Regions from separate parts of the Homo sapiens genome. Here region 1 is linked to region 2. The links are chromatin contacts, found by Hi-C or POLR2A ChIA-PET in ENCODE. All regions are on one chromosome and are shown on one strand. Each heading gives the region's core, a stretch centred on a gene start or an enhancer-like site at or near the end of the contact. The rest is flanking DNA. Distances are from core to core; before and after follow the strand shown. Region 1 holds the start of ZIC4 (Zic family zinc finger 4). Region 2 holds the start of DIPK2A (divergent protein kinase domain 2A).

Region 1 (5,670 bases), core at 1,546-4,045, 3.4 Mb before region 2:
TGAATGGGAGCAGGGGGGAGGTGTCACGTGCTGCCGACGCTGGCGCCCATTGGTGCGCCCGCATTCCCCCCGCCCTCAGCCGCCGCGCCAACGGAGGGCGCGCCGAGGCGCCGCGCGCAGCTCATTGGCCCGCCCGCCTCATCAATCCCAGGTATTGTAAAGCGCTTGACATCCCCTTTTGACAAACCAGGGCTGCCAGGAGTAGCAACTTTTTTTTTAGCCAAATTTTTTCCCTCTTCTCACGGAAATTTTTTTTCTTTTTTCTTTTCTTTCTTTCTTTTTTTTTTTTTTTTTTTTTTTTTGCCACGATTACTTTTCCTTCTCACAGTCATATGCATTCCTCTTCCTCCTTTGCCCTCCCGCACCCCGGCGCTGCCCTTCCCGAAACCAACTTTTCGCTGAGCGATTAGAGACTTCAGACGTCTCCGGGTGCAGCAGGCGGGGATGGGGCTAGTAAACACAGCAAAGGCACTTCCAGAATGTCCCGATTCAGCAACTTTCTTTTCTTTCTTCCCCCTTCCCCCCTCCCTTCAAGAGCAGCAAAAGAGGCTTTTGTTATTTGCTCCTTTTGAAGTTTGTTTCCCTCTTGCTTTGTCCCCCTCCTGTTTATAATTTAAGATCTTGGGAGCACACGGGCACTATGCTCTCTTTACAAAAAAATGTAATTTCTCAGTGTAACCGGCAGCCTCTGTATTTCTCGCTTTTATCTAATCAGACTTCCGGCACCACCGCACCCCCCTCCCCGAAAACACACACACACACACACTCACACACACAGGTGGATGAAAGCGCTTAAGTTCCCAGGTTATTGAGGTTTGAATTTTTTAATGGCAAATTTGAAACGTTGTTGCCAGTTTCCTTTACTTTTTCTCTCTCTTGCGTTATTTTTCTGTTTTCTGCCTTTCCGTTGTCTCCTTCGACTGCCCCCGCTAACCCTGTCTCTCCTCACTCCTGTTCCCTACTTGGGCCCCTTTCATTCAGGTAAAACTGTAAATTTCCCAACGCGCTATTGTTCCCTTGGGCTGCCCAAAGCTCCCTAGAGATCCCCGAATACTTTTTCGGTATTTAAATCCCCAATAGATAGGACCAATGTAAATTTTGTGACATTCAAACCTTTTCTAGTTCACAAATCAGTCACCCTTGTCACAGTTATTGAAATTCCGCAACTCGCCACACCAGGACGGTGGAAAAAGCGGGCGCGGTCTTTGTTGCCGACCAGGCTTTTGATCGCCAGAGAAAATTTACTTACCTTCAGATGAGTGAGCAGAAAAAGAAATAACACTCCCTTTGATTTAGTTAGGAAAATGCAGACATTTGGATTCAGTGCAAACATACAACACTCGCTTGTTTTCGCGATGCGGCCCTCGATTAACCTGTCTTTGCCTAGCGCAAAGTCTATTCAACAACTGCGCGTAGTTTCTTTTTGTCCCTTCCACAAAGAGCCATTGACTATATATTAAAATGATTGTTGAAAGGTAGGGGAGTATGGTACTTAAAAGCAGGAAAAAAAAATCCCTGTGACTCAATCAATTAAGCCGAGCAACATTTATGCATTTCAAAAAATGCACGCGGATGCGGGGGGTTGTGGGGACGAAGGTTGCATTTCTCCGCAGCTCTGTTTAAAACCCAGCAGTCCTGGCCGAGGCTTTAGCTGAAGCGTCTGCATATTCATTAGGTCTAATTATTTTCTAGTAAGGAAAACACAAAAAGCCAAGAGTCGGAATCCTTCAATTTACCCTTTGTTTCTAACTTCATTTGGCTTCTTTGCAGCTGAATCAAAGCCCTAAACTCTTTTTCCAAACAAAGAAACCTCAACTCATCCTTTCATAGGCGGCCCGGTTAGGAAACTCACCGTGCCCCAGCGAGAGGAAAATGAAAATGAATATATTTTTTGCCCTGACGCCAGCGCTGACTGCACGGGCTGGAGGAAGGCAGGGTCAGCGTCCGCCGCTCCTCGCCTTTCTGGTTTTCTGGTCTTCTCACCAACTAGATTCTCGCTTGGGGCTGGCCGGCGGGACTGCCCTTTCCATGGGCTGTGCTTGCTCAAAAGTCGGCTTGGGTATCCGGGATGATTTCCCGGTGCCTGAAGGGACCTGGCTGAGCATTTGTGCTTGTGCCGGGAAATATAAATTCGGAAAAAAAATTAATTGTTCTGTTCCCATCAACAAGTCTGAGTCTAGCAGCCCAGCATTTCCCACCAACTTTGAGTGGAATGGAATGAGGAGTGGAGGTAAAGAAAGGGCCGAGGTATCTTTAAAAATTATTGTACACTTGGTTGGAAAAAAAAAAGATATATCGGAGGCACTAAGTCTTTTTACCTACAAGGGGAAGTTGGATCCTGCTTCCCCTGGAGTTTAGAAAACCTCATCTGTATGGAGAAGTTTTCTCTAGAGGCTGTATTCCTCTCACTAGGGAGAACAGATATTGAACCCACCTCGCCCGCCTTTCAGGAAACACACGCGGGCGCACACACACACACACAACAAGGGAGGGGACCTAAGGGGGGAAGGGTAGCTGTTGGGAGGGGGAGAGGGAAAATAATTCTTCAAAAAAGAAAAGTCAGTCTTCTCCTCTCCAGTCCGTGGAAAATCCAACGGGGACGTTGACAAGAGGGTATTTTTAGGAAACACATCCAAATATACAGGGTAAGAGTGAATGTGAGAAAAAAAAAAGTTGTGGGTTGTAGAAGTTATCAAGTGGGATTTGCGGCGCTCTCTGCAGGAAACGCGAACGGCTCCAGTTCAAAGCCACATGCACCAACGTGACATATAAGCCATTAAAATATCATCCTGACGGCTCATTTCTGCTTCATCATACATTCCCTAACTGCTTCCTGAAAGCTGGAAAAGGAGAAGTGAAGGATGACCGCCTCGCTGGAACCACAAAAGAGAGGCTTGGAGGGGTTTGTGGTCCCCTCTCAGCCACCCCGAAATGATGTGCAGAAATGAGGCGATCCTGGCAACAGGTGGAGTGGGGTAAGTGCGTGAGTCCAGGGGGCAGACAGATGAGAACTGTACCTCCAGCGACCGGGTAGCAAGTACCCTCAAGGGGACCACTGGCACCCAAACCCCAGTGGGGGAAGAGGCCCAGCCAGTCTTTCTGCCCCATCTCCTCCTTCATCCTACCCCCCTCCCCCAACCGTGGATAAAGGCCCCACCCCACTGACACTAAGGGGAGGAGGGGGCCCTTCCGCAAAGGGGCAACGCAGAGGATGAGTCCATCCCTTCTTCCCAGGAGGAGGGAAAAGGGGTACAAATGGGGCTCCCACTGGCACAGGAACCAGGAGCAGTTTGTTGCCTGCCTGCCTTCCCTTCTCTCCTTGTGAATTGCCTGGGTGCCCCACCGTGGGCACAAGAATGGAAGTCGTGGCCCAGAGCTTCCCTCGCGAAAAATGAGCAAGGCGGGTGCCGGGAGGGGGCCTTTACAGGAGGTATCTCTGCTCTGCCCCCAAGGGGGTGGCTAGGAGAGTCTCTGCTTCCCCTCTCCAGGGTCAAAGCGCCAAGTTAGCCCAGATGGCAGCAAGACGATGGAACTTCTCCGCCCCAACCTGACGGCAGATGCCGCCTGAGTCCACCTCAGGGCGGCTCCTTGCCCTCCCTCACCCTGGTCCTGCCTCAGGAAGCTGACTGCTGGGATCTGCTCTCTGCGCGCGGCCAGCAGTGGGTTCGGGACTTGGCTTTCTTTATCTCCAATGCGAACAAGAGCAGCAACTAGCTCTCTGGGGAGCAGGCCGCAGCTCCTAGGATTCTGGCCCCTAGCCTAGACCCAGGGGCATTGGAAATTAGGGGCCAATGAGGAGGGAATAGAGCTGAGCTGTGAAAGAAAGCTAGGACTGGCTCAAAGGTTGGATCTGAAAGTTGGGGTTGATGAATGGCCCATGTCAAAGTCTTAGGAAAGCGGAGGGGCTTTTGGAGGGTTGCACTTCGGCCGTCACCGTCTTCAGGAAACTCCCTTTGGATTCCAAGGTCATGTTTTCCCCGCTTTCCGACAGTATTGTCCTCGCAGCGACCCACACCACTGCATGCTGCTCTTTTTTCTCCTGTCTCAGCCGCCTGCAGGTTGGGGGAGGGGTGATTCAAAGGGAGGGCTAAATGCCCAGCCTGATCTACTGATACAAACTCTATTCTGGGCACCCGGATGCTGCCCACACTTACTTCAGCCCCGAGCTGGGAAACCCAAGCTTCTCCCTCTAGAGAACAGGAGAATGAGTAAAGGCCCCTGCACAACCCAGCCTCAGCAAACTCCTGGCGCTTGAGGGTCGAATGGAGGGGAGCCAGAAAGGTGCAGGGTGCAGATGAGTAAATCAGGCAGCGGGCAAAGGCCGGGGCCAGTTTCCTCTCTGGCTCAGAGCTCCCTGCCAGCTTTCAGGGTTTTTGCTCTGCGCCCGCCAGGGACAAGTTGCAGCGGAGAGGTGGGCATGCCTTTCCCGCGCCTGCCGGCTAGTCAGTAAGGAGCAGCTCGGGAACTGAAGTCTCTAGCTGCAGCTGACCTCTGACCTTGGGTAGTCCTGCGCCGGCTAGGTCGGCCCCACAATTTGCAGCTTCCGAGGCTCCCCCAAATAAAAATGGTGCTTTTTGCACCTACCCACTGTCCCACCTTCTTGGCTCTCCTCCGGCACTATCAATCACTGGAGCTCCCTGGCACCCGTTCCTCTTCTCAAGGTGGGGCCAGGAGGGCAGATTCCAAAAAGTCTCCAGGATGTGCTATGGACTGGTAATTAGGAGGCCGTGGTTGATGTGGGGAGCAAGCATTTGGGGAAAACGAAACTGAGTTTCTACATTCCGTGGTTGTTTGGGACCTCAGGTCCACGGGCCCCAGGATTGCTCCCAAATTCTCTCACCTCTCTTTCAGCAAGATGACTGGCTTGTTTGCTAAGTGGTGTCAGAGTTTGAACTAAAGGAGATGTTTACCCTAGTTCCCTGTGTAGGCTGTGTGATGGAAACGCTACAGAGAGCCTCCTAAGGTCCCTGTTGCCTGCCCTAGTCCAATCTCTGCAATATTTGTTTGCATGTCTATGGGTCTGTAGTGCACAAAAGGCTGACAGGACCTGGGAGAGAAGTGATCCAGACCTCTTAGAAGTTGGGTTGGGGCTGCCTTATGGGTGGACAGGGATCTCTAGGGAACCTCACACCCATTTCCCCCAGAAGCAAAAGAGTAAATTCTATTATTGCCAACCAACCAGGACTTTTCCATGCCAGACATCCTGCCATGAGGAAATTTCAGAGCGAGGACGCCCAGCATGCCGCCCTTCTGTAGGAATGCAAAGTTAGGCCTCCTTTCTTTCCTGATTTGTGCTGGAAGGAGCTTATTACCTTTGGGGAAGAATGCCTTTTGGTTAGAAAGAATTGAAAATAATAATACCCTCTGGGAAAAGGTGAGTCTACCCCCCTGCCTCCTAGGCCTGGACCTAGAAAAGAGGGGAGATGGAAGGGTAAAAGCCGCCAAGCCAGTTGGAATTCTGGTTGGACGTTGAGGGGGAGAGAGAGAGAGAGAGATCTTTGTGCATAGAGAACTGGATACCGTTTAAGATAACAGAGTCCCACTTGGATTTGGCCTGTGGTTCAACAAGTTAAACAACTGCTTGTTCTGTGGGCAGACATCCCCATTGACAGAGGACTTGCTGTGTTTGTCCAGCCTGAGACCTTTTCAATGACTGTTTTTCTTTCTAGG
Region 2 (5,963 bases), core at 165-2,664:
TCCACAGTCAAATCCGAAATGCGCCCGAATCTAGGTAACAAGAGCAGACTCTCCATCAGCGGGGTCGCCCTCGGCCTCCCTGCACAGCCCCGGGGCTCCCCCGGAGACGCCCCTTCCCACGCCTGCAGCCTGGCCCAGCCCGGCCGAGTCCGAACTGGCGGCAAGCGCTGGCTGAGCCACTTCTCCCGACTCTGATTCCCACGCGCGGCCCCTCCCAGGACGCCCCCTGCCCTGGCTCCGCGCCTACCTGTAGCACCAGCGGCTCGGGGTTGAAGGCCAGGGTCAGCAGCAGCTGCATGCGCTCCGAGTCCTTGAGGTTGCGAAGCAGGAAGCTGCCCGAGTCCTTGGTCTCCGCGTAGCGGCGCACCAGGCGGTCGAGAAGGCGCTGCGAGGGGCAGTGCACCAGGTCCGACCAGCCCTCCACCGCCTCGGGCGTGAGCAGACGCACGTCGCCGTTGAGGCGCGCGAACTCGGTCCGGGGCATGGCCTGCAGCAGGTCGCAGCGGGGCCGGCCGGTGGCCCGCTTGCAGATGCTCTGGTCGAGCTGCGCCAGCTCGCGCTGCGAGCCGAGGCGCTTGAGCACCACTCGGCGGCGGCCGCCCTCGCGGGGCTCGCCGTACTGCGCGAAGTACACGTTCTTCACGTTGAGGAAGTCCAGCAGGCGCAAGCGGCCCCACGCCTCGAATACCACCTGCCCGTTGAGGAAGCGGCGGCACCAGCTCGTGCCGAAGCACGCCGGGCACTTATTGAGCTGCAGGAAGCGCCGGTCGGTCAGTTCGTTGCGCTGCCAAGAGGCGAGCAGCGACGGCGAGTGCAGCACCATCAGCACCAACAGGCTGCCCAGCGCCGCCAGCTTCAGCGAGCGGGACAGGCGGCCCAGCTTCGGGGGCACCAGGCGCCACATACCGCCCGCCCGCCCGCAACGGGAGGGCGAGGGCACCCCCGGGGCGCCCCCGCCGCGCCAAGACCCGGAGAGCTACCGGCAGGAACCCCGGGCGAGAGAAGGAGCTAGCGCGCGGGCTGGGGCGGAGGGCGGAGTAGGTGTGTGAGAGAGGAAGACGGGGAGCGGGAAGGCGCGGGCCTGAGCGGGCTGCGACTTCTCCCAGTCACTAGTCTCCACAACTCTCGAGCTCCCTCCTCCTAGCTCCCCGCCCTCCGACTCCGGCGGCGCCTCCTCCACGCCAGCCAAGTTATAGAGGAGCGGGAGGGGGAGGGAGCGCGGGGACCCGACGGTCGCGCGCCCGTGCCCGCGCGCACGCGCACTGCTGGCTTCGCACAAGAGCTGCGGCGGCAGCCAGCCACGACAAGTGGGGTCTGCGAGGAAAGGAGGGACTCACGGAAGGGGAAGAGGAGCTAGGATGTCTCACACCCACAAGCAGCAACGCACGTCTCAGAGCCGCACACCCTTGCTTGTGCGCGCTGGCTCTCCTGAGACCAAGAAGGGGAGCCGGGGGCGGGGCCAGAGGGGCGGAGCGAGCGCGTCGCGCGCCGCCCGGAAAGCGTAAGCGGGAGCTCGCGGGAGCGGGTGTGGGGGCGGTTCAGAGAGGGGGAAGCTCGGGCTCTTGAGGTGGGGGCATGAACTCGCGGTTTCTGGTTTCAGAAAGAGTCTTAATTACAGTCATCTTTTATGATTATTGTGGTTTACTGGTGCGTTCCTTTCACTATTGTGGAAACGGCCCTTTAAGGGAGGAGGGAATAAGAAGAAATGAACTGAGGAAGTCTATTGCAAATCCTTCCCTCTGGACGGCGCGCGAGGCGGAGGCAGAGCTGGCGCGATTGCCTCCCCTCGCCTTATATGGGTTGGGTGCGCGCCTGGGGGGTGGGGCGAGGCCGGGGAGTGCCCGACGGGGGCTTGTGTTCCCCTCAGCTCGTGCTCCTCGCGGTAGGGGGTGGGGCCTGTGAGGAAGACGGTGAGAAAGGCTCGAGTAGTGGCGGGTTTGTTGGAGCTTCATCTTTGGGGTTGTATCTGTAAAATCATTTAAAATTTTCTTGAGTGAGCACAAAATAAAGTTCTCAAGCCACCGTGTTAAAGGGAAAATAGGATGAAGGGGAACCGACGCGGCCTGGTGTCGCCAGGACGTCTGCCCCAAGCGCCGCGAAGAAGCCGGGAAGAGTTTGCCAGGCTTGCCTCTGCTGCCCGCCGGCTGCCCTAGCCCGTCCCCGGAGCCCTGCGGTTCCTCTCCGCAAAGCTGATTTCCCGGTGCCGCCCCTGAGGGTCCCTGAGGAGCGGGCCGCGAAGCGTTGCCCTGGCGGTAGCCATGGGGACCCGGGGCTGCTTGGTGCTCCGCACGGTCACGTTGACTCAGTCACCCCAGACTGCAAAAGTAAGGCGCAGATGCCGCACGAAAGCACTGTGTTTAGGGATAAGTTTCAGGGGACCCGGACTGTTTAGCAGTAGCGCTAGTAGATACATTATTATGCTATTCACTTTTAGTGCTAGAGTAGTTAAAATGAGAAGTGATTTTTAGTCTGAGGGACAGGTGGTTCCTGATACGTTATTAAACAACTGAGTCTTAACTGAGTTAATTTTAGGGCTTGAACAGTGCTTTTAGAAGACCATGGTAACTGGCATGTGTAGATCAACTCTACAGCGGGTTAATAAGAAACATCTATACCAGGTTATCAAAAGTAACAATACTTTCAGTATTGTTTAATTGTAACAGGTATTTGTTACAAATTCTTATAAGAACTCAGATTTTGAAAAAAAAACTTTGAGAAATTTAATAAATTCAAAATAGACGTGATTTTGTAACGATTTGCATTGAATACGGACAGACAAATTGAAATAATATTCAAAGCTTTCTAGAAATTGACTTACTGTACTTAAGTTTGGCTACTTCTGCCTAGTGCCTTATGCCGCCTTTGGTGGGAATTTTATTTAACTTGCTTTCAAATATCCCCAAACTCCATATAATATAGAGTTAAAAGCTCAAGTGAGATTTTCTTAGGAAAAGGAGTTTGGTGTGATGGTTCTGGAGACCTGTGCTGTAGTTCAGCTGTGAGGCTGCTGCTGCTGCTGAATTGTAAACAAAGCAAGTTATTACTTAACTACAAATTTCTTCTTTCTGACATCTTTTCTATATGCCTCATAAATTTGTTCGATTAATAGTAGACAATCTATTTAGAATTGGTTTAAAACAATAAAAGTACTACATAAGTTGCCATTAAACTGATTAAGCTGAGAGAACCGGGGCATAGTGAGACTATTTAGGTAACTAGTAACAGGATTAAGGAGGTACCTGTACTGCTTCTTTGTATCGAATAGGTCTTTGGAGTTCTTAAACTATTCTCAGCCTCCAGATGCTTGGAATTGTATAGGCATCATTTGAAACATGGAAATAAAACACGGTTACTAGTCTACACAATTTGAATTTTGAAAAACATTTGCTCTGCATCTAAGTAGTTTACATTTGTTTAAAAGCTCTGATCTTTTCAGTTAAATTTTCTAGATGTTTATCAGGAGAGATAGTTTTCAAGAACTTAATACATTCATCAAAAGGAAAAAAGTCTTAGAACTATACAAGATAAACATATAGTGTTCCAAAGTGCCATATTAAGGTTTGCAAAATATCTCTTAATTGGGGCCAGGCACGGTGGCTCACCCCCGTAATCCCAGCACTTTGGGAGGCCGAGGCAGGCGGATCACGAGGTCAGGAGATCAAGACCATCCTGGCCAACACGGTGAAACCCTGTCTCTACTAAAAATACAAAAATTAGCCAGGCATGGCGGCGCACGCCTGTAGTCCCACCTACTCGGGAGGCTGAGGCTGGAGAATTGCTTGAACCCAGGAAGCGGAGGCTGCAGTGAGCCGAGATGGCGCCACTGCACTCCAGCCTTGGCGACAGAGCAAAAACTCCGTTTCCAAAAAAAAAAACTCTAAGTGAAGGTTAATGTGCATTACTCACCTTTCCTATAAACTACAGGATGCTTTCAACCAGTGGATCATTTAAAGTTCTTGACCATTATTTTAAGTAATGGCAAATAATGTAATTTCCAGTGCATTGTAAAATGTCATTTTACAGTAACTATCACTGTTTTAAATATTATCAGATGGAATTAAATACCATAGTAGTTTGATACTAACATCCATTTTGATAGTCAAAGTTTTACATTGTATTACTATTCTATTCTCTACTGCAGTGGTTCTCAGCAAGGGACTGTTGCCTCCCAGGGGCCAGTTGGCAATGTCTGGAGACATTTTTGATTTCATAAACTAGGGAGTGGGGTACTACTGTTGTCTAGTGGGAACATGCCAAGGATGCTGCAAAATATCCTACATTGCAAAAGACAACCCCCAACAACAAGAAATTAACCCACTCAACATCTCAATAGTGTGCTGTTGAGAAACCCTGACTAACAAGAATTCTATATAGTACGGTTTTAGGCATAAGCCTTATTGGTTATCCTTTCCTGCAGCAAAAAATATGTGTATACCGTTGTCCCTTGAACAACACAGGTTTGAATTGTACTCATACATAGATTTTTTTCAACCAAATGAGGATCAAAAATATAGTATATGCTGTATATGAAACCCAAGGACAGCTGACTTTTACTGTAAGCAGGTTCTGCAGGACTAGCTGCAGAACTTGTGTATGAGAGGATTTTGGTATACCGGGGGTCCTGGAACCAATCCCAGGTATATACCAACAGACAACTGTATTTAAATTTTGTGTATATCCTGTGATCATAATCTCCTAAATGCTAACATAGGAATTTTTTGTATGATTACAACTATAATTAGTGTTCAGCTGATCAAAATAACAAATATCCCAATTTGAATAAATATAAAAAGTAACATTTTATTGAAATGTATTTCTTAATTAGCTTGGGCATTTTTTTAAAATTAGGTTTCCATGAACAAATATTATTTATTGCTAGAATCAGACGAAGTCTAACATCAGTTTTCTCTCTTCTTCGCTTTTAGAGATGTAAGGGCCAAAACATCTTCATTTATGTTTAAAAATAAAAAGAATGTTTATATAGCAATTTCATTCATTTCTTTTTATTCCTTTTGACTAGAATCATTTACCGATAGTGATCTATCATCAGAATATTCTGAATGACATACCAATTAGGTTTTCCAAGTTAGTTGGATTTAGAAGCAAAGCATTGGAAGCCCATCCTGGAAAATGATTTTTTTACTTGGGTATTAGAATTATTTTATCATATTGACTATATTCAGTGCTCTGGCAGTCATGTCCTGAGACAGTGCACTATAGTAAGATTCAGGGTGGATAAGAGGTATTCGTTTTGTAAAGTCCAAAAAGATAATTTCCTGTATACTAAAGAACCCAGAACAGTGTCTGGTTTAAGTGGTTTGTTCCAGTAGTAGGTGGATTAACAATTGAAGGAATAAACACTTTCAGTATTATTGTAATAATCCAAACTAGAAATGATGGGTATTAGCTGGTTAAAAAAAAAAAAAAAAAAAAGCTAGCACATTCTGGATATATTGTGAACGTAGAGCTAACAAAGTTTACTCAAGATTTTAATGTGAGAGAAAGGCAAGCATCAGGTATTATGGCATGGTTTTTGTCTTAAACTATTGTAAGAATTACCATTTGTCTAAGCCCTTTGGGGCTGCTGGAACAAAAATATCTTAGACTAGTGGCTTATAAACAACAGAAATTTCTTTCTCACAGTTTTGGGGGCAAGTCCATGATCAAAGTGCTTGCAAATTTTGTGTTGGGTGTTTTCCTCATTCATAAATGTTTCTGCTGTGTCTTCGCATGGCAGAAGGGACAAGGGAATCACTCTGGGGTCTCTTTTATAAGAATACAAGTCACCTCCCAAAGGACCCACCTCCAGATACCATCACATTGAGGATTAGGGCTCAACATATGAATTATGGCACAAGGGGGTGGGGGTGCAACTGACACAACCATTCAGATCCTAGCACCATGTACTGAGATGAGGGAGACTGAGAGGAAAAGGATGAGGAAGATGCAAGTACAGTTCACGT

What was found. Hi-C counts contacts between places; a loop is a spot of excess contacts on that map. ChIA-PET counts read pairs that join two places held with the same protein, here RNA polymerase II (POLR2A).
Region 1: a loop to region 2 is called in a map of ascending aorta, with 6 times the contacts of the local background. The contact joins the promoter of ZIC4 here to the promoter of DIPK2A in region 2. A Hi-C loop is called at or near these places in 1 of 168 maps with a recorded cell type or tissue (ascending aorta). POLR2A ChIA-PET finds 5 or more read pairs at or near these places in 1 of 52 experiments (WTC11).

Annotation. Positions count from the first base shown.
Region 1 is chr3:147,403,668-147,409,337 of GRCh38, reverse strand. ZIC4 (Zic family zinc finger 4) reads left to right here and starts at 2,795. Exons shown (of 5, transcript NM_032153.6): 1 at 2,795-2,975. RefSeq lists enhancers at 1-366, 789-1,979.
Region 2 is chr3:143,967,274-143,973,236 of GRCh38, reverse strand. DIPK2A (divergent protein kinase domain 2A) reads right to left here and starts at 1,414. Exons shown (of 3, transcript NM_173552.5): 1 at 248-1,414. The coding sequence starts at 904. RefSeq lists silencers at 89-328, 819-1,468, 1,799-1,848 and enhancers at 947-1,527, 1,579-1,668, 1,939-2,048, 1,528-2,108.